Linked DNA regions of Homo sapiens: region 1 is linked to region 2. Evidence: chromatin loops called from intact Hi-C (ENCODE). Cell type or tissue: prostate gland. All regions are shown on one strand. Each heading gives the region's core, and the rest is flanking DNA. Links, peaks and the distances in the headings are about the cores only.

What was found. A loop is a pair of places that touch in the nucleus more often than their neighbours do. Peaks named below come from ENCODE experiments on the same cell type or tissue, not always from the same donor. Only the 100,000 strongest peaks of a DNase experiment are listed, where the experiment ranks them.
Region 1: a loop joins it to region 2, with 2.4 times the contacts of the local background. A loop is called at or near these places in 16 of 110 quality-filtered maps.

The regions. Positions count from the first base shown.
Region 1 is chr15:78,485,857-78,498,393 of GRCh38, reverse strand. IREB2 (iron responsive element binding protein 2) reads right to left here. Exons shown (of 22, transcript NM_004136.4): 14 at 10,577-10,661; 15 at 10,058-10,214; 16 at 9,623-9,747; 17 at 7,868-7,972; 18 at 7,633-7,775; 19 at 4,338-4,485; 20 at 4,130-4,252; 21 at 1,083-1,268; 22 at 1-361. The coding sequence ends at 251. Among named protein-coding and RNA genes, the nearest start is that of HYKK, 15 kb to the left of the region's middle. In prostate gland, for the core only: no CTCF peak of the experiment used is centred there; no DNase peak of the experiment used is centred there.
Region 2 is chr15:78,442,913-78,455,753 of GRCh38, reverse strand. The region is part of intron 2 of IREB2 (iron responsive element binding protein 2); the gene reads right to left. Among named protein-coding and RNA genes, the nearest start is that of IREB2, 11 kb to the right of the region's middle. In prostate gland, for the core only: a CTCF peak has its summit at 3,051; DNase peaks (open chromatin) are centred at 6,303 and 7,159; H3K27ac peaks cover 5,575 bases.

The DNA.
Region 1 (12,537 bases), core at 321-8,320, 45 kb before region 2:
ATACTTACAGGTCTCTTCCACAACACACTTCACACGTTGATTTTAGCAATATTAATAGCACCATTCGTATATTATTTAAAATCAAGAAGATTTCATTTCAGTTACTATGTTGATTCATCATCATTTACATCCATGGATGAGATAAGTGAGTATACTGGGACTATCTGCTGCTCCATGGTAAGGATTCCTGGGTCCAGCACAAAAGGCTTTGCAGTTACCAGTTATGAAAGGTATCTATGGTAAGTAGATACTATGAGAATTTTCGTGCCACAAAGTTTAATAATCCTCCATGTTTGTATAATGTTATTTCCACATCATCTTCAAACGAAGCAATCACGCTGAATACTTTTCCAGTGCTTGTCTTGAAAGGAGCAAAAACATCTCATGTGAGCAAGTAAATCTTCCAGGTGCTACTTGATGGTTAAGACCATTTGTCTTCATATTTAATGACTATACTTGCCACAGATTCTGTCTGATTTATCTTGGTTCTAATTTCTTATATTCTGATTGCCTGAAACTTTGCTGCTGCTTGAAAAACACCTGAGATACCTGACCATGGGCTTCATAGTTAAGTAGAAAAATAGCTGCATTTAGATTTTGACTTATTAATTGGGGAAGTTATACTCACTACTCACATTCATTTTACACCAAATATTGATTGCATGTAATCAGTAACTCCTACTCTTTCCCCTTTTTTCTTAGTTGTAAAGTCTGTTTTGCTCTAACTTTGAACGCTCAACTTTGCTCTCTTTGGAGTGGTATGTATGCCTCGGTTAAAATTAGATCAGGACAGCAAAAAAATGACCACCATGAAAAGAAAGCTGACACTTGTTAAGTGGAAGTCAAGATTCCCCTTCATGTGTTCTTTTTTTCTGGTATAAGCACCCAGTTCTTTCCACTTTTCCTCAGAGAACATGAACTATTAACATAGCTAGATCTAAGTATGGAAGAGAGAGTCATCTTAAATGGCAACTTAACATTCATTAAGTGACATTAGTATATAATTTACAGCAATTGATTCTTATTCAATAATTCATAAACATTTGAGTGCATAATCATATATTTGAAAAATTTAGAGATACCTGTATATTCAATGTAATTCCAGGAGACAGTTCTTCAGGAAATGTTAAAGAAAATGTTTCTCTACCGGAGAGGCCCAAGGAATCTGCATTTTCTCCTGGAAGGAACTGAAGTGGAGCTATGCCAATTCCAATCAAATGATCTTTGTGTATTTTTTCATAACTTTCGGCCAAAACAGCTTTCACACCCTGTAATAAATGTGCATTTTATTCCCTCTAATCACTTCTGAAAGTTATTTATTGAGCATTTAAAGGGGGCAAAAATCTACTTTGGCCTTTCTCTAAATACTTTTAGTCTAATATCTCATACTGAATCAATATTTTATCAAAGTATTTACAGAACCTTCTTACAGATTATTTTTCTGAATTTTTATGGAGCTCTCTAAATTATTCGGATCCCTTTCTGCTGCTCTAGGGTTAAGTACTGCCGCTGCCTACCACATCATAAGAGCTCTATAAATGGGCCGGCTCCCTTGACCCCAAAGTAGGGCTCAGAAGGATTTCTATTTAAACATGCCAGATCTAACATATGTTTTCAACACTCTTGAAATGCCACTAAAATAAAGGAATAAAGAAGGTATATAGGGCCAGGCGCAGTGGCTTATATGCTTATAATCCCAGTACTTTGGAGGCTGAGGCAGAAGGATTATTTGAGGCCGGGAGTTTGAGACCAGCCTGGGCAATATAGTGAGACCCTGTCTCTACAAAACATAAAAATAAAAAATACAATAAAAAGTAACAAGAATAGGCTGGATGCAGTGGCTCACACCTGTAATGCCAGCACTATGGGAGGCCGAGGTGGGCAGATCACTTGAAGCCAGGAGTTTGAGACCAGCCTGGCCAACATGGTGAAACTCCATCTCTATCTAAAAACAGAAAAATTAGCTGGACATGGTGGTGCACACCTGTAATCTCAGCTACTATGGAGGCTGAGGCAGGAGAGTCACTTGAGGTTGTAAGTGGAGGTTGCAGGGAGCTGAGATCATGCCACTGCATTCCAGCCTGGACGACAGAGTGAGACCCTGTCTCCAAAAAATACAAATAAGTAACAACAATAATGAAGAGGGTATAAGCCCACAGCAACAAAGGGAATAGGATGAGAGAATTCTATGAATATTTAGAAAACAGAGATAGGTAAGTGATTTAGAAGACAATGCTGAAACCGCAGAATGATAAAATGAAATTAGAGAGTGATACCAGTAAGGTCTGAGTTAATGTGCAACACAAGACCCAGGAAAAGGATTGAGATTCAGAGGCATGAGGTTCTCAGAATACTCGTGGACACAGGTTACAAGGCCATACAAAGCAGTAAGATCCAGCTCAATCCCCACTCCACAAGAGTAGAGGTTTATTCTCTGGAAAAAATGAGCCAAAGGCTCTAGACTTGTGTTTTTCAACTTTTTTCTCCACTGTCTACCTAAGGAGTCTTTTAAGACTTTTTTCCCCCAAATTGTGTCTTCCTGTTCACCTCCCTTCTCTCCAAAATTTTAGTACCACAAAGATGCTGTGTATCTTTTAATGTACTCTTATCTGTACTTTATGTGCAAAAAGTAGAATTTTTTTTACCACCTGAGGACCAATTTTTGTTCTTTTTTACTCATTTTTTACAAATTTTTACTCATTTTTTGTTATAGCAGAAATAAGGAAGAGAATACATTCTCTAAACTGACAAACACTGGGCACAGGGGCTTGAGAATACCAGATTGAAAACAGGGGACTAAGTAGATGTCTACATACTGAACGAGTCTCTTTCCTTCAAGAAACTGAATGGCCTCAGAGAAAATACAGATAATGACATATAGAATCGCTTAATGAAAAAGGTAGCTTATCACCCAGTCACCTATAGTAAGGCCCAGTAACTGACACAACCCAGCCCCCATCCATGGCTTGTAATCAGTTTTTTAATGTCTAACAAATGGAGGGCCAAGCATCACCTGCCATATAAGGAAAGCTTCCAACATCAAAAACAAACACTAAAACAATTTCCAGGATAAAAATAACCTATACCTATCATTAATACTCATAATAATACTTATAATTAGTATCTTAGAAGGATGAGATTTTGTTTTATTCCCACAGCCCCTCAGAGTATTTACATTTTAAAGGAGATATTAAAGATTAAAATAAGAATGAGGCCTGCATGGTATCTGTGTTTCAGCCAGCCTTTTTACAGCTACAATTGTAAAGAGAAGCATCTGTGAGTATGAAATGGCAAAAAGCACATGTCACATGACTATTCCCCCCCAGCAGATGGCCTATTTGCTCTGCAACAAGGAAACAGTCTCAGGAGAAATGTCCTCCTGGCAGACAGCCAGGCACCACAATCTCCTATTTAGGGGGAAAAAAGGTGCAACTTGGCCTACTACTTCTGAGTCTTTTACCCACTGATGGGGCAAATCGGAGAAAATTAAATCAAAAGGAGGCAAGTAAAATTAACAGTGGGGGCCGGGCACATGGCTCAAGCCTGTAATCCCAGCACCCTGGGAGGCCACAGCGGGAGGATCACTTGAGCCCAGGAGTTCAAGATCAGCCTGAGCAAAATAGAGAGATCCGATCTCTACAAACAATACAAAAATTGGCCAGGTGTGGTAACTCATGGCGTAGTCCCAGCTACTTGGGAGGCTGAGGCAGGAGAACTGATTGCACCTGGGAGGTCATGGCTGCAGCAAGCAGTGATTGCGCCACTGCACTCCAGTCTGGGTGACAAGGACATGGTCTCAAAACTAAAAAACCAAAAAAAATGATCAATAGGTATAAATAATTATAAAACAATAGTTTAAAACAGAATTTCCTTTCCCTCTATTATACTGACTTCTTCACATAAGACTGATGTAGGTTTTACCAAACTCAGAGTATTAAAATGATACTAACTAGATGAGTACAAAATATTACCAAAGATCACTGAAATAAACAAACAAACAAAACCCTCTATACCTATAAGGTTCAAATAACTATAAAAAATCCAGATAAACTTTGACAGGATGTTACTGACAAAAGGGAACAGTTAAAACTCTTTGAAGCTTAAGATGATAAATTTTAAGATTCAATACCAGTAAATACGGTCCTTTGGCAGCCCAGTCTCTGGAGTTTCCTGAACCATATTTCTTTCCTGCTAAAATAATCAGTGGGATACCTTCTTTCTGGTACAGCTCTGCAGCCTCAAATACATCTAGCTGTAGATTAAAACAAACACAAAATTTTTTAATACAAATTTTGATCCAGTTATAAATTGTCTAAATACTTTGTTTGCATTCTCACCGTCTGTCCTGATGGAAAATGAATTGTTTTAGGAGCTGGTTTTCCAATAAACTTATTAAAAAGCTTGATATTTGCAAAAGTGCCTCTTGTCATTACAGCATCATTACCTCTTCGAGCTCCGTAAGAGTTGAATTCACGAGGGGTAAGGCTACAAGAAAGTAATGAAAGTCAGTTTTCATTACATGTGGAAAATAATCACATACTATTGAGCTGTAAGACCTATTGAAAAATTTTTTTATCACAGAAAATTTCAAACACAAAAGAAAACAAAACCATGAATGTCCATGCGCCTATCACCAAGCTATAACTTAACAGATGCTCCGTTTCTTCTACAGTCAACCCCATTAGATTATTTTGAAGCAAAACTGAGATAATTTTAACAGCATACTTTTCAGTACATTTCACTAAAAGATGTAGACTCTTAAAAAAAAATCTTTACACCAAAAAAAAAAAATCACAATAATTTCTTAACATCAGATAGTCAATATTGTCACTGATTATTTCCAAACTAAGTTGGTTTGTTCAAATCAGGATCCAAATGCAGTTCATAAATGTGTTCAGTTGATCTCAAGTGTTTTAATCTACAGTTGACCTTTAAACATGAATTTGAGTTGTGTGGGTCCACTTATACATCGATTTTTTTTCAACCAAACACTGACAGAAAATATATTATTCACAGGATGCAGAAAACTGCAAATACGACTTTTCATATATGTGGCTTCTGCAAGGCTGACTGTAGGAATTCAGTATGTGTGGATTTGGGTATACATGGGTGGTCCTGGAACCAGTCCCACATCTATACTGAAGAATGACAGTATATGTTCCCTCTCCTTCCTCCTGCTTGTGCTCTATCTGATGCAATAAAGTTACTTGTATAGTTTTCTGTACCCACATTGTGTTGACTGCATCTCCATGAATCATTTAACATGTTCTTCTGCCTTCTGTTCTTGTAAATCACATGTCAGATCCAGTGGTTTGATAAGATTTGGGTTTTTAATTTTTGGCAACAATGCTTCATAGGTCATATGTACTTCTATTAGGAGGCACAAGATAGCCAACTGTCTTTTCCTGGAATGTTACCAGTGATTGCTCATTGTGGTCTAGATTGCTTATTAGAGACCGTAAAATAGTGATACTATAATTCACCCATTCCTTCTTCATTTTTTAGGTACAAAAGTTCTATAAAGAAAAACTTTCCAGCAGGTATGTTGGCTCTTGCCTGCAATACCAGCACTCTGGGAGGCCAAAGTGGGAGGAATGCTCGAGCCCATGTGTTGGAGACCAGCCTGTGCAACAAAGGGAGATCTCATCTCTACAAAAAATTAAAAATTATCCAGGCATGACGGTGCGAGCCTGTAGTCCCAAGCTACTCAGGAGGGTGAGACAGGAGGAGTGCTTGAGCCCACGAGTTCCAAGCAGCAGAGGGCCAAGTGCCACTGCCTTTCAGCCCAGGCAAGAGTGAGACCCTGTCTCTAAAAACAAACAAACAAACAAATGACAAACTTTCCTTCATCAATGATTTGGTTATGCTGAAATACATTCCATACATGAAAGGCTGGTTAAAGAATTGATTATTTACCAGTTTTCAAGCTAATGAGCTGGTCCTGACCCTGAGACCTTTAGACAGAAGCCTGATGGTCTGTGACCATCAGGTAATCTTTGTAATTTTATTTTTGGTAATCTTGGTAATTTTTGGTAAAATTGTGTACATTTTCCAGTCCCAGATCTGGAATCAATAATTTCTCCATGAAGCACTGGTTCACTATAGTGGGAAACAGTATTTAGAAATCATAATCTGGGTGCGGGGGGTATTGCTACTGGATTAGTGACCATATATAACTTTTTAGGGAAAAATAACTGAACATAAGTATCTCAACAATCAACAACTGACTTTTATCAGCCTCTGATTTGGTCTTTTATGCAGAGGCAACAATATTCTAAATTTGTGCATTTAAATTTTTACTTCAGGATGGGAGTGGTAGGAGGTTTGAGTGTCTTTATTTTTAGAAAATTCTAATTGATGAGCACTACTGGATTAAATGTGCTAAGAAATACATATCAGGAGGCATAATAATTACAAAAATTGTACATTTGAGAGAAGTGTTGACTGTTTTTCTTTTTTGGAGGTATGTCACAATTATGATGAAGATGGAAATCACAACCAAAAAAATATTTACAGGAAAGGAAACTTATTTCTCACCACTTTATAATAAAAGCTGTGCAATATTATCACATGTCAACACAAGCTACATTGACATTTTGGCTGGGCACGGTTGCTCATGCCTGTAATCCCAGCAATTTGGGGGGCCGAGGTGGGCGGATCACTTGGTCAGGAGTTTGATACCAGCCTGACCAACATGGTGAAACCCTGTCTCTACTAAAAATATAAAAACTTGCTGGGCATGGTGGCGCGTGCCTGTAATCCCAGCTAGTTGGGAGGCTGAGGTAGGAGAATTGCTTGAACCCGGGATGCAGAGGTGGCAGTGAGCTGAGATCACACCACTGCACTCCAGCCTGGGTGACAGAGTGAGTCTGTCTCAAAAATAAATACATAAATAAATACATACATAAATAAATAAATTTCAATGAAAAAGCTTGTCATTTTAATTACTCAAGCATCAAACAAGCATCCAATAAGCTAATCAGGTAGCAGTACTACAAATCCTGCTTTTAACAAAACTTTGTCTCTATTGTCAAAACAGTCCTTTGATAACAGGGCAACTCTACATGATTAATCATGTAGAAATGAAATCTTACCAGTTTTAAATTTATATCTCCAATATAAATGGCCTTTACGTTTATTGTTCCTATAAAATTTTAGGCTCATGAAGCAGAAATTCATTGTCTTTTGATTTGTACATATCATTCCCAGCCTCACACACGTACATGTTATAGCCCATAAAATACACATTTAAATTCCTTACTCCAATAATGGGAAGCTGGTTTTAACCAAATGAGCAGGCTTCATTTGGTAGGTAAAACCAAGCTGACTTTTCAATAAAGTAGCACTGAAAAAGAAAAATCTTATTTCCAATCAGCTGTTTATTTAGACTATAAGGGCTCAATTTAAAATTGCAATTTCATTTTCTAAAGTCACAAGCAAAGACAAGTACAGAAGGTACCCCCCGCCTCCCCACCCCGCCACTCTCCATTCTTGCTTAAGACAAACACATTGGCAGTCAGATTACCTACGATAGCATGTATTTACTGGAAAAAAGGAACAAGACCAATAGAAGCCTCTTAATCAGTAAGAAACAAGAAAAAACAAAAACACTCTAAAGCCATGTACACATACCCTCTGTTTGTCAAATACTTAGCGGCAGCACTATTCCTAGCGATACTTCCTGCAGGTGATATATGATCTGTTGTGACAGAGTCTCCCAAATATAATAAGACATGGGCATTTTCAATAGCCTGGAGTGCAATTGGCTCTTTGGTCTAGAAGGTAAAAGTTCAAGGCATTTAACTCTTTACAAGACTTCTTAGTTTATAACAATCTTTAAAAGATCAAATAGTAAAACAGTACTTACAAGTTTATCAAAAAATGAAGGGCATCTGATATAAGTAGACTTTAAGTCCCATGGAAACAAAACTGAATCCGGTGCTTCTAAGGAATTCCACCGTTTATTCCCCATCTGTGAATACAGTTTTCGTTGATGAACCAAAGCAAAGATAAAAGGACTCAGAAAAAGAGGCGCATGAAAATGATCAAGGGAATAAAATAGTACTTAGGTCACAACAACAACAACAAAAATAGGCCTTATCCATTTGGAAAGAAAATTAAGAGTGTATTCTTTTCTTTTTTTTAAAAAATTTTAAATTTTTATTTTTGCCCAGGCTGGTCTTAAACTCCTGAGCTCAAGCGATACGTGGGCCTTGGCCTCCCTGAGGGTTGGGATTATAGGCATTAGCCACCATGCCCAGCCAAAACAGTGTGTTCTAAAAAATCATGATGTTTTTGGACAGAATGATTAAAAATTTGCTCCTCAAATTCTAGCATACCAGATGTTCAGGAACACTCCAAGGGGCAAGTTTCAATATAAACAGAACATAAAGACTTCACAGAGTCCAAAAAAGTTAAAGAATTTAGAAAGATTTCTATATGTTGCTACAGAGAGATTAAGCATGTATGAGGTATGCTGTTAATGTCTAAGAATGTTATAATGGAGAAAAACCTCTGCTTTTTCAATGTATTTGTTCCACATCAACGCCTTCAAACTACAGCCAAAAATCTCACCATTTCTTAGGCCAGGCACAGTGGCTCACGCCTGTAAACCCAACACTTTGGGAGGCTGAGGTGGGCGGATCACTTGAGTCCAGGAGTTTGAGACCAGCCTGAGCATTTTTTATTTTTTATTTTACAAAAAATAAAAAATTAGCTGGGCCTGATGGTGAGCGCCTGTGGCCCCAGCTACTCAGGAGGCTGAGGAGCAGGATTGCTTGAGTCCAGGAGGTTAAGGCTGCAGTGAGCTGCTTCAGGCCACTGCACTCCAGCCTGGGTGACAGAGTGGGGTGCCATCTCCCAAAAAACACCAAAAAATAAATAATAAAAAATAATAAATATTGCATAATTTAGCTAATTATTCTCTTTACAGCTTATTTGCCTCTCCCCAGGAGAATTTTGTGTTTTGTTCAATGATGTATTCTGAACACCTAATCAATTCTTTCTTTTCCCCCCTCAACTGTTATTTTAACTTCTGGGGTACATATGCGGGATGTGCAGGTTTGTTACATAGGTAAATGTGTGCCATGGTGGTTTGCTGCACAGATCATCCAATCAACACTAATGAATTCTGATCCTCTAAGACATTTTCTTTCTTTTTTTTTTTTTTTTGAGACAGAGTTGCACTCTTGTTGCCCAGGCTGGAGTGCAGTGGCGCGATCTCGGATCACCGCAACCTCCGCCTCCCAGGTTCAAGTGATTCTCCTGCCTCAGCCTCCTGAGTAGCTGGGATTACAGGCATGCGCCACCAAGCCTGGCTAATTGTTTTGTATTTTTAGTAGAGATGCGGTTTCTCCATGTTGGTCAGGCTGGTCTTGAGCTCCGGACCTCACGTGATCAACCTGCTTCAGCCTCCCAAAGTGTCGGGATTACAGGCGTGAGCCACTGTGCCCAGCCGCCATTTTCTTTTTAACTACAGATTCCAGATACAAACTTACTATTACACATTAAAAACTGTATTCAAAATAATGTAATTTTAATTTTTATTCTATTCAGAAGATATATGAAATAAAAGAACACTGCAAATTGATTAAACTATTTAAGAAACACATAAGACTCTTACTTCTATTTTATCTTTTAATGCTTTAAACATGGATAGTATAACATGTTCTTCCTCTACTCGATGAACTTCTTCTCGACTAGGCCAAATATCATGCAGGTAAATGTTCTTGCCGGTGGGGTCAGTACCTGGTTAAAATTTTTGAACATGATACTCAGTAAAAAAATAACTCTGAAAATGTTCATACCTTTTCAAAGACATATCATGGAAATCAAGTAAATGATTCAACAGGGTGCTTCAGGCTTAAGCGGCTGGAAGAACTAATTACCTGTACATTTTATTTTCTTCACATAAACACAGAAATTAATAACTATACATTATCATACGTCTTCCTGAAATAATTCAAAGAATAGATGGTCTAAGAAACATTTCAAAAATATAACGACTTCCATTGGGAAAAGTATGTGTAGGTATACATATACATAAAGGAAAAGATACCTAAAGGTTCTGTCTGGAAATCTATATTCACTGTGCCTGCTATGGCATAAGCTACCACTAAGGGTGGAGAGGCAAGATAATTGGCACGAACACAATCACAAAGACGACCTTCAAAATTTTTGTTTCCAGATAAAATTCCACAGGTAACCAAATCACCCTGAAAAAAACACAAACACACAAACAAATAAATTCAATTCTAGAGATGGTACAAATCTGGATAATCATATATAAGCAATCTTAAAGTCTGAGGGCGAGATTAACCAAAAAACATATTACTAATTTTTAAATATAGAACTATGCATCTTGCAAATAAACTAAATCAATTCCTTGTATTATGAAGGAATTATTTCAAGGATCTACAAATGATTCATTGAATCATTTAAAGATTCACAGGTTACTATTGCCAAGAGGTGCAGAGTTTACAGAAATATAAACACATCAATATATATTTTCTATAATTTAGTAACAAAACATAGTTAAGAAAATCATTTAGATGTCTTGCCAATCCACACATTTTACCTGTTTTACTGCATTTAAAACTGCGTCTGATAAGGGTGCTGTATTTCCCACACAAATTGAACATCCATAGCCAACGATTTCAAATCTGCATTTCAAAAAAAAAGTGACTGAATAGCACATCACAACATTTATAGAGAAAGGACAAGTCTTATCTTGTATTTCTATCACTGTAATAAGATTACTTAAAAGACTATTCATGACACATGGATTAACCTTCATCAATATATTCACCTCAGAAGATTCTGAGCAATCAAGTCTAACTCTCAGGCATGCTATTTGAACCAGCTCACTGCAGCCTTAACCTCCTGGGCTCAAGCAATCCTGCTCCTTGGCCTCCTAAGTAGCTGGGGCCACAGGCGCTCGCCACCAGGCCCAGCTAATTTTTTTATTTTTTGTAAAATAAAAAATAAAAATGCTCAGGCTGGTCTCAAAGGTGAATGCAAACCTTTGAAGAGCCTTAATAGCACTTATCACTGTACAAGAGAATTCCCCCAAATACTACTTGCTAGGAATATAACATGACCTTTTAAAATAATTGATACTGTACTTCCATCCAAGAGTTTAAAATGTAAAGAGGACCTGGCTATAATAACCTGACCAAAGGTCCCAAAAGAGGCATTGATTGTAATTGGGCACTCTGATAGGAGTAATCTCTCAATTATCAACCAGTTAAACCCAAGAAGAGTCTCTGACAATAAATCCAAGATAATATAACCAAAAGATTACAGGCACAGTCCTCTAAATTACTTTCAGATGCTATTCTAAAAGCAAAAAAGTCTAAAATTTATCAGTTTTGCAATGGAATTGATGACTCATATGTTCCAAAATACACACCGAAAATATAACTAGGCTGGGTGTGGTGGCTCAGGCCTGTAATCCCAACACTTTCGGGGGCCAAGACGAGCCGATCACTTAAGGGAACAAGTTTGAGACGAGCCTGGCCAACACAGTGAAACTCTGTCTCTGCTAAAAACATAAAAATTAGCTGGGTGTGGTGGTGCACACCTGCGGTCCCAGCCACTCAGGAGGCTGAGGTAGGAAGACTGATTGAGCCTAGGAGGTCGAGGCTGCAATGAGCTGTGATTGCACCACTGCACTCCAGTGTGGGCAATAGAGCAAGACACTGTCTCAAAACCAAAAAATCCCCACACAACTAGCATCAATTGTTTTGGATTACATAAAAAACATAGGTTACTTTTTTTTTTTTCTTTTTGAGATGGAGTCTCGCTCTGTCGCCCAGGCTGGAGTGCAGCGGCACGATCTGGGTTCACTGCAACCTCCGCTTCCCAGGTTAAAGCAATTCTTCTGCCTCAGCCTCCTGAGTAGCTGGGACTATGGGTGTGCGTCACCACGCCTGGCTAATTTTGGTATTTTTTGTGGAGACGGGGTTTCACCATATTGGCCAGGCTGGTCTCAAACTCCTGGCCTCATGATTTGCCTGCCTCGGCCTCCCCAAGTGCTGGGATTACAGGCGTGAGCCACCGCGCCCAGCCCAAAAAACATAAGTTACTTTCTCCAAAGTTCAGGGACAATTTAAACTTATGTATTATAGACCCAATAACCTCATAAAACTAAAATTAAGACAATTTTCAGTTAATAAATGCAAACTATAAGATTTCTTTCTTTTTTGAACTGACCTACACAACTCACAGAAATTGTGCATACTTGGTATCGTTTCTTACACTGTAACTGTTATTTGGTTGTACTTGTTTGTCTTGTCTTCCCAACTAAGTATCTTGAAGCTAAGACCACATCTCCTACTTCTGTGTATCCAACCTGGTGCTTTGCTCATTTGATATGCCCAATAAGTGTTTCCTGAGTGATAAGGCATCAAAAATTGTATGGTAATGGCAAGGTAGCAAGTAAAACTAAAGCATATTTTTTCTATCTTCTCTTTGTATATGAAAGGCACAAACAAGCAGCTTCAGTACCTACTGAACACCAATATCAATATGAAGTGC
Region 2 (12,841 bases), core at 2,224-10,223:
GCAGTTGTTTATTTAGGACTAAGGGGCAGATGCAGAGGTGCTTTATATAAATTATTCCATTTAACCCTTAAATTAAACCTACAGGTAGATATTCCAGTAGAAGAGTTACAACAATAGAGAGTAAATTAGCAGATGTGAAAAATGGACATATGCTCTGGTTTTTTTCTTTTTTTCTTTTTTTTTTCAATAGAGATGGGATTTTCCTATGTTGCCCAGGATGGTCTCCCAACTTCTGGCCTCGAGCAATCCTCCAGCCTTGGCCTTCCAAAGTGCTGGGATTAAAGGCAGGAGACACTATGTCCAGCCTTGGTTTGCTTTTTCAACAATATTAATTCTACGTCCCCACTTTCAAACAGGTATAAAGTTCAGGAAGGCCCATTTATTTCCTTTCTTCCTCCCTACTCTCCCCATCTCACCTCTACATACGCTCTTGTGCTCCAACTATACCATCTTGCAAGCTTCCTAAACTTCAGAACCTCTCTGATCCCCACTCTTACCACATCTGTTCTTCAATACTGTGGGGACTTTCTCCTTACTCGTTGGCACCAGCCTATCCACGCTTTCCTTACTTAGGCAGTTAGGGTCAATGTGGTTCAATCTCTCACTTCCCCAAACCCTACATTTATTTCCTCTTTGTTCTTTTACCCCATTTGCCCAAGAAAACACCAATCCTGTTCTTTTTTCACCCCGTCCCCGCAGCTGGTCCACTCCACATCACCTCCCTGCTTAAGAACTATTCTCTCTTTTTTAAAACTAACTTTACTGGCTGGGCACAGTGGCTCATGCCTGTAATCCCAGCACTTTGAGAGGCCAAGGTAAGAGGATCACTTGACCCTAGGAATTCGGACAACCTGGGCAACATAACAAGATCATCTCTACAAGAAAATAAAAAATTCATCAGGCACAGTGGTGTGCACCTGTGATCCTAACTACTAACGAGGCTGAAGCGGGAGGCTCCCTTGAGCCCAGGAGGTCAAGGCTGCAGTGAGCCGTGATCATGCCACTGCACTCCAGCCTGGGCGACAGAGTAAGACCCTGTCTCTAAATAAATAATAAAACAAGTCCTAAGTTTATTAAGGCATATTGTATATATCTTATAATTCATCCTTTCCAAGTGTATGATTTAGCGATTTTTGTAACGTAAGTTTACCAAGTTGTACAATCAACATCATAAATCAGTTTTAGAACATTTTCATCATCCCAACAGATCTCTCATGCCTATTTACTGTTAATCCCTCTCCCCCTCCTCTCTAACCCAAGAAACCACCAATCTACTCTATGCCTTTCCTGGGCATTTCATATGAATGAAATCATAAAATAAAGTTTCTTATGCCTGTATTTTTTTCACTAAGCCTGCTTTTTACAGTTCATCCACATTGTAGCAAGTATCTGTAGTCAATTTCTTTTTACTGCCAAATAGTATTCCATTGTATACCAAAGTTTTGCCTATTCATTCACCCACTGCAGGACATTTAAGTTGGTTTCAATTTTCGGCTATGAATAATGCTGCTAAGATCATTTGAAAATCTTTGTGTAATAAATGTTTTCATTTTTCTTGGATAGATACTTAGGAATGATATTGCTGGGCTACGTGGTAAATTTATGTTTAACTTTTTAACAAACTGCCAAATTGTTTCCCAAAGTGGCTGCACTATTTTACATTCCCACTAGCAGTGTATGAGGTTTCCCATTTCTCCATATCCTCCCCAACATTTGTCACTGTCTGTCTTTTATACAGTACCCATTCTAACAGGTATGAATGGTAATTTGTTGTGGTTTTAAGTTTTATGTTGAGGAGGAAGAATGAGGAAAAAATTCCTAAAACATCAACGCAGAGAAACTGGCACTAATGTAAACACATGATTATAACCTCAATCAGGTCCTCACTATTCGAAATCCTAATGTTTCTCTGATCTGCTTATTTTCCCACACTCCACATCAATTAATTCTTATCTTCATCCACTCTCCTTAAAATTTAATCTCTATTTATCTTCTAGAGGACCTAGCCCCGTTTCCTACCTCACTGATAAATAGAAACTAACAGTTCCTACCTCTCAACTTCCTCCTACTATACCCACAAGCCTTGCTGCCTCTGGATTCACCCTTTCACCAGTTAAGGGAGCTGCGGACTTCCTCCTACTAAATGATAACTTCTCTATAGGAGTTTTGCATCCTATTTCCATTAACCATTTTAGGACTCAAGAGTCATCAATCATTTCCTCTCTCCTTTTTTTGCAAACTGGTTTGCAATTCAACTGGTTTCTTCCCATCAACATTTAAACAGCTCCTAGCCCCAGTTGACAACAAAAGTACTGCTTCCTTCAAATTCTCTAAAAGTGCCCACTTTTCTACCTTCCACTCACCTTAGCCCTAATCAATATTATTTCTGTCCTTAAACACGAATGAAGCAGGTCTAGCTAGAATCCCAACAGCCTTGTAGCAATATTCAAAAGAGCTAATAATTACCTCCTTTTTGAAACACTCTTTCTACTGGATTCCACAGCACCATCCTCCAGTTTTCCTTCTAACATATTGTTGGAAGACAATTTTCCATGTCTCCCATCTCACATTTCTTCAAGACTTGTGAACAGAGGTAATGACTACCTTTGTTCCAGACTATTTTTTCAGATATGTCTATATAGTGAATAGTTTTCAAATACACGATAGCGTCTTGCTCTGGAGCAAAGAGCAGGCATGCTTACTACCCATTATAAAAGACTTGGGTTTCCTAAGCCACAGTTCCTTTTCTGTAAGTAACACAACACCTGTGTGTGCAGGTGTTACCTGGCCTTCTTCAACATTACCCTATAGAAACTAGAGCTTGGGAAACCAACATAAATACTGTTAATAAGGATAATGCTTTGCTGTGAGTAATAAACTGTCCATTGTCTCTGATCCAGGAGTTGGGTGCCTCCTGCCAACATACATGAAACTACGTCAGGCTAATTTGTTAACTTCCAAGGAAGGTAAAATTTTAGATCCTTTATAGTTCTTTTTCATTTTTTTAAAATTGAAATGGGGGTCTCACTATGTTGCCCAGGCTGGTCTCGAACTCCTGGGCTCAAGAGATCCTCCCGCCTCAGCCTCCCAAAGTGCTGAGATTACAGGTGTGGGTCACCATGCCAAGCCTCCTTTATAGTTCTTAACACTTCTAGGTAGGCCTATCTTCCTTGTTAACCTCTACTCCTTTATCTGATATCTAAATGTAGGAGTTCCTCAGAGTTCATATTGAGACTCACTTTTTTTCTTACTCTATACTGCTTCCTCCAGGGAGTACAACTGCTCCTATGGCTTCAATTATCACTACATCTACACTAATAATTCCAAAATATTTTCTGTAGTCCAAGTCTGTCTTCTAAGCTCCAAAACCACATGCCCGATTCAGGAGGTGAACATGTTTACTTTAATACTGGTATGTTCCCAACTTCACTAGTACCTAAACTTGAACTCAGTGATTTCCCCTCTGCCCCTTCCCCTTATCATCACCTCATCTTCCATTCCCTAGCACAGTAAATAGCACCACCATCCTTCCAGATGTTTATGCCAAAACATCGAGGCATTTTCCTCAATGCCTCTCTCCTACATCTTTTTGTCTTCTATCAATATCACCATTAAATCTAGTCCCAACCACCAGTACATCATCTCTCACTTAGGTTCCCTAGGTGGTCCCCCAACCCTATACTGTGATTTTCGAAATGTGGTCCTAAACTGCTGATGCCTTAGCAGGACTCAAAGCAGTGGCACCAAATTGTACTACAGGTTGAGTATCCCTAATCCAAAAATCCAAAATCCACCAGGTGTGGTGGCTCACTCCTGTAATCCTAGCACTTTGGGAGGTTGAGGCGAGTGGATCACCTAAGGTCAGGAGTTTGAGACCAGCCTGACCAACATGGTGAAACCCTGTTGGACGCAGTGGCTCACACCTGTAGTTCCAGCTACTAGGAAGGCTGAGGCAGGAGAATCGCTTGAACTAGAGGCAGAGGTTGCAGTGAGCCAAGATTGTGCCATTGCACTCCAGCCTGGGAGACTAGAGTGAAACTCCATCTTAAAAAAAGAAAAAAGAAAAAAATCCAGAGTGCTCCAATGAGCATTTCCTTTGAGCGTCAGTGCTCAAAAAGTTTCAGATTTCAGATTTTCAGATTAGGGATACTCAACCTGTAGTACTCGTATTGTTTACTGTCACACAAAATACCAGTTTCACTTAAAAATGTCCCTAAGAAGCAGAAAAACTGTTAATTTTATTAAATCTCAACTGCTGAGGTCAAGTCTTAATATTCTGTGTGACAAAAATGAAATATATTTATACAATATTTCTACTCGAAAACAAAGTACATCAGTTGCTTGCAGAAAAACTCTTGTATGATTGAGCTGCAAGCTAAAATTAAGCTTTTTTTTTTTTTAAAGAACAGTTTTTCACTTGAAGGAACTGACAAACTATGGTTATTCAAATGTGTACATTTGGCAAAAAGTTTCTCAAAAGTGAATGAAGGCTGAGCACGGTGGCTCACACCTGTAATCCCAGCACTTTGGGAGGCCGAGGTGGGTGGATCATCTGAGGTCAGGAGTTCGAGACCAGCCTGGCCAACATGGTGAAATCCCATCACTACTAAAAATACAAAAAATTAGCCAGGTGTGGTGGTGGGCGCCTGTAATCCCAGCTACTCGGGAGGTTGAGGCAGGAGAATCGCTTGAACCTAAGAGATGGAGGTTGCAGTGAGCCGAGATTGAGCCACTGCACTCCAGCCTGGGCAACAGAGCAAGATTTGAATGAAATAAGCTTCTACAGTCTGCTCATTACATTATTGGTCTTTGAGAAATAAGAGTTCATCAAGTTATGCAGAACTTCCAAAGGTGGACACCATTACATTGTATATTAAAATACACACACACACACACACACACACACACACACACACACACACACACACAAATTTGTTAATATCACCACAGCCCTCTCAACTTAGGAGCTGGAGTTCCTACATAGCTGTACACTCTGAAGGCATCCTGCCTGTGCCAGTACCTGGACTGAGGCACCCCCGTAAAGAAGGCCTGCTGCTCTGACAGCACGTGGACTACATCTGTAAGCTGCCTCGAGGGTCATATATTGAGCTGTCACTCCTTCTACAAGCCCCGACATGGCCCATGAGCTCTGAAGGGCTCTTGCCCCCTACCAGCATCTGTTTTCCCAACGCATGCCCACACCACTAGTTCCTGATCATCAGATCCCTGCCTGCACTCCAGAGGGTGGCCTACTGCCTACCCAGCAACTCCAGACCAGCTCCAACCTGGCCAAAACCAATATACTTCTCTGTTATCTGTGGGCCAACCCACACCTATTCCAGTGAGTTCTGAACCTCTTCCAAGTTTGTCCTTCCTTGGGTATTCTCCCTTAGCCCTACAGTATTATATACAATTATCCTGTATTACAATTACTCTTACCATAGTTAATAATTATGTATATTAAGCTTCCTCTGTTTAACCTATTATGTGGTTTCTATCTCCTGACTGGACCCAAATTGCTACAACATAGTACTGTACTTCACATATACTTTCCATGTATGTCCCCATTACTAAACCGTGTCTTTTCTTTAGCACAGATGCTATCTTAGCCATCTTTCATTTGCTAGAAATATACAAGTACTCAATAAATATTAGCTCAATAAATTAAATCATATTGTTTAGAGACTCATGCAACAAGTAAAAAAAATGCACTGGATTACGTCTGCCTCTTCTAATCAGGAATTTCTAGAATTCTATGAATCCATAAAGCTAACCCTTTAAGGACAGGTAATTAAAAACGCCATGGAGGAACTGGGATGATGGTAATTTAAACTGGTTTAGTATAGTAATTCGTGTCATCACACTTCTAAAATAAGCTGATAACAATAAATATCCTTTTGATCAGTTACTTAGTGGAAGATCCAATAGGTGGTTCGGCTCTGAAAAAAAAATGCTGAGGTCTGCTATTTGTATACGGGAAGCATCCGATGAAAGGCAAACCAAGGCTCCCAAGACTGCAGATTCTACTATTCAAGGCTAAATAGCTGCTGCAAAGATTAGAAAACACAGTGTATCTCTCAGTACAGAGGTCACAAACTCTGTTTCATGTCTGCTGGCTTGCAGACATGTTTTGCTTGTTCTGCAGAGTTTTAACATTTTAAATTTAACTGCCAACATTTAAAAAACTACAGGTCTTTCAATCAGAAAACTTTACAATACCAACCTTGTACTTCTGCTGGAACTTAGTAAGCACCTACCTCTCTATATAGGACATGTGCCTTCCTGTTTGCCACACAATTCCCAGCAGAACATTTCACTTGTTTACGTTGCCTCTCTGATCCCTATAAACATGAGCTTGCAACCCCTGCTGTAACAGGTTTTTACAAGCATAGGTTTTGGAATCAAGATTTTTGTTCATGCTTCTGTTCCACCACTTAGTAGGTAACGGTAATTAGTTGTGGGACCTTGGCCAAGTGTATAACAGAGCTTATAGAACTGGATACGGTAAATACATACTCAACAAATACTTAAAAAAATTTTTTTTATTACTGACATTACTAAACCGGGAAACAGAATGGTATTGGAAAGAAAAGGCGTTGGTCTTGAAATCAGAAGATATGAGTTTAAGACTAAGTTTCCTCACCTAGAAGATATGTTGTGACCTTAGGCAAATTACTCAGATTTTTAACCTTATCTGTATTATCTGTACACAACAGATTTAAAACTATCTTCCGTGCTTATCATGAAGCAGCACACTGAAGTAAAAGGGTTTTGATATTTGCAGAAATGGAAAATTCCAAGTTCAAGCAGTAGTGAAGAAATTACCCATAGGGAATATTAGTACTCTAGTAAGCAGGCTTTAGATAACTACATGTAACAGAGAAACCCATCAGCCTGAAGGAAGGGGGAAAGACTCTGAAGCCACAGGTTCTCTAGGCCTGCCAAAAGCCCTCAAAGAGATTCCATCTTTGGAGTCCAGACTGGGAAAGGGGGCTAGGACACCAGAGCAGAAACCAGCCAGCATAGCTACAGGGTAAAGCTAACCCTGCTGAAGGCTAGGGGCCTGGAGAAAAGATAAGGAAGCTGTTCTAGAAGGCCCTGTAATCCCATCAGGCCTGGCAACAGGACTAACCCATGCCTATGTCTGACTAGAGTCAAGTAAGTGTTTCTGTCTCTAACCAGAACCAGGCGGGATAGGGCTGATTTCCAATAAACAAAGTCTGACCTCCACAGAACAAGACCTTATTTCTTCAAATAAATAAATAAATTCTGACCTTTTTTTTCTCTCTTTTAAAATATATTGCCATTGGGCCCGGCGTGATGGCTCACGGCTGTAATCCCAGCACTTTGGGAAGCTGAGGCAGGGAGATCACATGAGGCCAGGAGCTCGAGACCAGCCTGGCCAACATGGTGAAACCGCATCTCTACTAAAAATATAGAAATCAGCCGGGCGTGGTGGCGTGCACCTGTAATCCCAGCTACTTGGGTGGCTGAGGCACGAGAATCACTTCAACTTAGGAGACAGAGGTCACAGTGAGCTGAGATCATGCCACTGCACTCCAGCTGGGATGACAGAGCAAGACTCTGTCTCAAATAAATAAATATATACATACATACATACATACATTGCCATTGAGAGAGTCTGAGGAAGCAGAAAACAAAACAGATTCCTGCATAAGATTTTGTTTTTTCACCTGTACTGGCACGTCCTCAGAATGCCTATACCACAGCCCTCTTTCTAAAAAGTTCCTTCTATACCAATTGCTGGTGGGCTCTGTGTAGCCTTGCCATCCTGGCATGAATAGCTGGGACCTGGAGCCAGCCTTCCAACAGACAACCAATTTACAGTCTGGCCAGTGGCACAGGGAGTTCGCCAAGCACAAATGTCATGTCCAATAGGCTGCCTCAGCCTCGTTCTGTGATACCTTGAACTTGACTTAGGGAGAAGGCAGAAAACAGATGGAAACAAAAAAGAACCAAGAGAAAAAGAAAAGCAGAATAATGGGCCGGGCATGGTGGCTCACGCCTGTAATCCTAGCACACTGGGAGGCCAAGGCAGGAAGACTGCTTGAGGTCAGGAGTTCAGGAGACTCCCGTCTCTATAAAAGATAAAAAAAAAATCAGAGCGGGAGTGGTGGCTCACGCCTGTACTCCCAGCACTTTGGGAGGCCGAGGCAGGTGGATCATCTGAGGTCAGGAGTTTGAGACCAGCCTAGCCAACATGGTGAAATGCCATCTCTACTAAAAATACAAAAATCAGCCAGGTATGGTGGCACGCACCTGTAATCCCAGCTACTCAGGAGGCTGAGGCAGGAGAATTGCTTGAACCTGGTAGGCGGAGGTTGCAGTGAGCCGAGACGGTGCCACTGCATTCCAGCCTGGGTGACAGAGCAAGAGTCCGTCTCAAAAAAAAAAAAAAAATTAGCCAGGTGTAGTGGTGTCTTCTTGTAGTGGGAGGCTGAGATGGGAGGATTGCCTGAGTCCAGGAGGTTGAAGATGCAGTGAACTATGACTGCATCACTGTACCCCAGCTTGAGTAACAAAGAGAGATCCTGTCTCAAAAAAAAAAAAAAAGAAAGAAAGAAAAGAAAAAGAAAGGAAAGCAGAAATAGGGAAAATCAGCTAAGCCAGAATCATGGGTTCTATGCATGCCTACTGAAGGGAACAAAGAGTCTGATCTGACCACGCACTCAGATCCCCTCAATTTCCTTATTTCCTTCAAATCTTCACAATAAACCCCCCAATTTAATGTAGAAGAAAGTTTTTTTTCTTCTCTTCATTCACTGACAGAAATTGAGCCAACAAGAAAAATAATATCTACTATTGATGAAGGTGCAGAAACACATATTCTTCTCATTCACTGGTAAGCATGTAAACTGGCATTCTTTGCTAACACTATACAACAGATGTCCTTCATGGTGCCTGTCCAAACTGCTACAGTTCTCGGTGGCCTGTGGCCTCCTTGGCTACAGCAGCGACGCAAAAGCCAATCCCCTGGTAGGCTGATGACCAAAAGTCTTGTGAGAAAGGAGACACTGGGGCAATTAGATTCACCTCTCAGAAATGTGTAATCAGGACACAGAGAGACTGAACTGGAAAGGTGTTAAGAGCTAAGCTAGGGACTGAGGTTGCCATTTGAGGCCATGTACAAAGTGAGCAGGCAGAGGAGGCTTGTCTATAGTGAAGTGGAGGAAGCAGAAGAGTGGAACAGGGCAGAAATCTGAAGCTCCTAAGAGAAAATAATAAACAACTTCCTTAATTCTGGGCCACCACCATTTTCTTGAGAGACAGCCACATTTCATTGGCCTGGGGAGCGCTGTATCATTACAATAAATCCTTCTTCACTCGAGCTAGTGTCTGTTCCTTGGAACCAAAAGGGCCTAATCTAGAATAGAAATTGGCAATAAAAACAAAGTTGAAATGTGGAGGGTTGGTGAGCACATGGCTATACATGGACTAGTAGGATGATGTTAGGTAAAGGTAATCCTTGGAAAGTTATGTACTATGTGTACAAATTACAAGCAAACTGTTACATTGCTTACCCAACCCAGTCTTTTCAAGAGTCCACATAAAAGACAAGATGAACAGATTTGTGTCTCTACCAGCAAGATCACCAGACCGGCAATAGACTCCTGACAAGTGCAGTCAAAATAGGTTAAAACAACAGGTGAGCTGGATACAATGGATCACACCTGTAACCCCAGCACTTTGGGAGGCTGAGGCAGAAGGATCACTTGAAGCCAGGATTCAAGACCAGCCTAGGCAATGTAGGGAGACCCTGTCTCTACAAAACATTTAAAATTTAGCCAGGCATGATGGCATGTGCTTGTAGTCCCAACTACTTGGGAGACTGAGGAAAGAGGATCACTTGAGCCCGGGAGGTCCAGGCTGCAGTGAGCCATGATCGAACCACTACACTCCAGCCTGGGCAACAGAGCAAGACCCTGAGGGAAAAAACAAAACAAACAAAACAAAACAAGTAAAAGAGTCACCTAGAGGTACACTCTTAACCGGTTAGTAATCCAGTCATAACATACAAGAATGGTCAGCAGTGGCCATATTGGGCATTATACAAAAATGAGTAAGTGAAGTAGGCTGTAGAGATGGAAGACTGGATATTCAAAAAGAAACAGAAAATAAGGAAACCAGGCAGCCTTTAAGTGACAAACAGAACACTGCCTCTGGCTTAGAAATTCTGGTTCCCTGAAACTTGACTATGCTTTCTTCCTTTGTCTTTGGATGTCTGGAAACTGCAACCTATTTTTTACTTGAGTGAGTTTTTGTTCTTTTTAGTCCAAGGTAAAGACTGGAACCAGACCGGGTGCAGTGGTTCATGCCTGTAATCTCAACACTTTGGGAGGCCAAGGCAGGTGGATCACCTGAGGCCAGGAGTTCCGAGACCAGCCTGGCCAGCATGGCGAAACCCTGTCTCTACTAAAAATACAAAAATCAGCAGGGTGTGAAGGCATGGGCCTGTAATCCCAGCTACTCCAGAGGCTGAGGCAGAAGAATCACTTGAACCCAGGAGTTGGAGGACGCAATGAACTGAGACTGTGCCACTGCACTCCAGCCTGGGCAACACAGCAAGACTCTGTCTCAAAAAAAAAAAAAAAAAAATAAAGACTGGAACCAACAGTAAATAGTGAAAGTATAAAAATAAAAGCGTGTGATGGGGTGGAGGAAATAACATACTTTCAATCCAACAATTCTATATAATGATAAGTTTGCACAAAAATGTAAGTATTAGCACATACAAAGTTTATTTATAAATAGAGAAAAGTTACTATCAGCCTCAATATTCAAAGGTCTGTTAACTAAACCACAATGCATTCATACAGGCAATATTGTGCAGCTATTAGAAGCCACAGAGAAGTACAGGTATCCCTTTCTACCTGAACTCAAGCTCCCTGACTCAGAAACCAAGTAGATTCAGATAGCAAGGGATACCTGTATTCAATGACATGGAAAGATGTTCATGATATATTAAGTGAAAAAAAGGGTTACAAAACAACATATACTTTATTTTTATTAAAAGTAGCATATTTACATATATTTTTGTATACACATAAAAATGAGACTTTCTGTACCATCTGCAATGTTCTTGTCTTTTTGTGATTCTTCTAAATGATAAAAACTCTCCTAAAAAATTAAATACAGGATTTTCTTCCAAAGGCTGCAAGGTAGGATTTGGACACTAAGTCCCGGCTCTACTGGAGGACTAAGCAGTACTGTGGTTAAAAAGGCAAGCAGACAGGAAGGACAAAAGAAAGGGTGAATAAGATGACCTGAGATAAAGGGTGCCTGGGGGCTTTACACCACCAGAGGCCCTGTTGCCCAGTAACAGGTACTCTCTCAAAACTACCTTTCACTCCAGCCAGGCCAGTCTCTCCACCATCTTCCCCTTCATTCAACATAGTCATTCATGTTTCCATTATGCTGTTCATTCTAATTCTCTGATGTTAACTGTCCTCCATCATACATGGAGACACCACTGATTTCTCCACTCCTTAAAAATAGCAATAGTTTCAAATTCAGAGATCTACTTAAGAGAGTCACCCAAATCAGCTACTTGAGAGGGTGAGGTGGGAGGATCTCCTGAGCTCAGGAGTTCAAGGCTCCAGTGAGCTATCATCATGTCAGAGCACTCCAGCCAGGTTGACAGTAAAACTCCATCTTTATAATTTTTTTTTTTAAAGAGTTACTCAAAATCTACATTTTGAGACTACCTAGATTTTGACATGTTTCTAGTCAGCACATTGGGAGTGCCAGACAGCCAGCTCCAGAATATTAAAGAGATTCCCCACAACTGGCTGCGTGCAGTGGTTCACGCCTATAATCCCAGCACTTTGGGAGGCCAAGGCAGGAGGACTGCTTGAGGTCAGGAGTTTGAGACCAGCCTTGTTAATATGGCGAAACTCCATCTCTACTAAAAATAAAAAATCAGCCGGATGTGGTGGCACACACCTGTAGTCCCAGCTACTTGGGAGGCTGAGGCACGAGAATCGTTTGAACCCTGGAGATGGAGGTGGCAATGAACCAAGATCATGCCACTGCACTCCAGCCTAGGTAACAGAGCGAGCCTCTGTCTCAAAAAAACAAAACAAAATAAAACAAAAAACAAAAAAAACCCCACAAAAAATAAAAAAACAAAGGAGATTCCCCACAAGCAAAATCATACAAGATCAAAATGTAATCAATGTCTAAGATGTGCCCACTTCCATAGAGATACCCTGAGTATAAATTTGGGAAGCAAAAGGATAAAATGGCAGTAAAAAAGCAGAAATCAAATAATCTGTGTTGAACTCTATCTAAAGTCAGAATAAGAGAAGGCATCAGGTTGGTAACGCAGATAGATTAGGCTGGTTCACTCACCACCCACTCCCAACCACTTCTCCCTTTCCTTTCTCTATTGTAAAAGATGTAAAGGTAAAATACAGTACCCCATCTTATCTATGGTTTGGCTTTCTGTGGTTTCAGTTACCTGCAGAACAGCACAATAAGATACTTTGAAAGAGAAAGACCATATTCACATAACTTTTATTACAGTACATTGTTATAACTGTTCTATTTTATTATTAGTTATTATTAATCTCTACTGTGCCTCATTTATAAATTAAGTTTTATCATAGCTATGTATGTATAGAAAAAAATATATACCAAACAGTACATACACGGTTTGGTAGTACCCATAGTCTCCGGTGTCTACTGAGGGTCTTGGAACATATCCCCCATGAGTAAGAGAAGACCTTGATTATTCCATCTTTCAGCCTTCTTGAAGCTAAGAGTGGCCACTGATACTTTGGCCAAAGAGGCAAAAGCCCCTGGAGAGGGCTTTTATCAT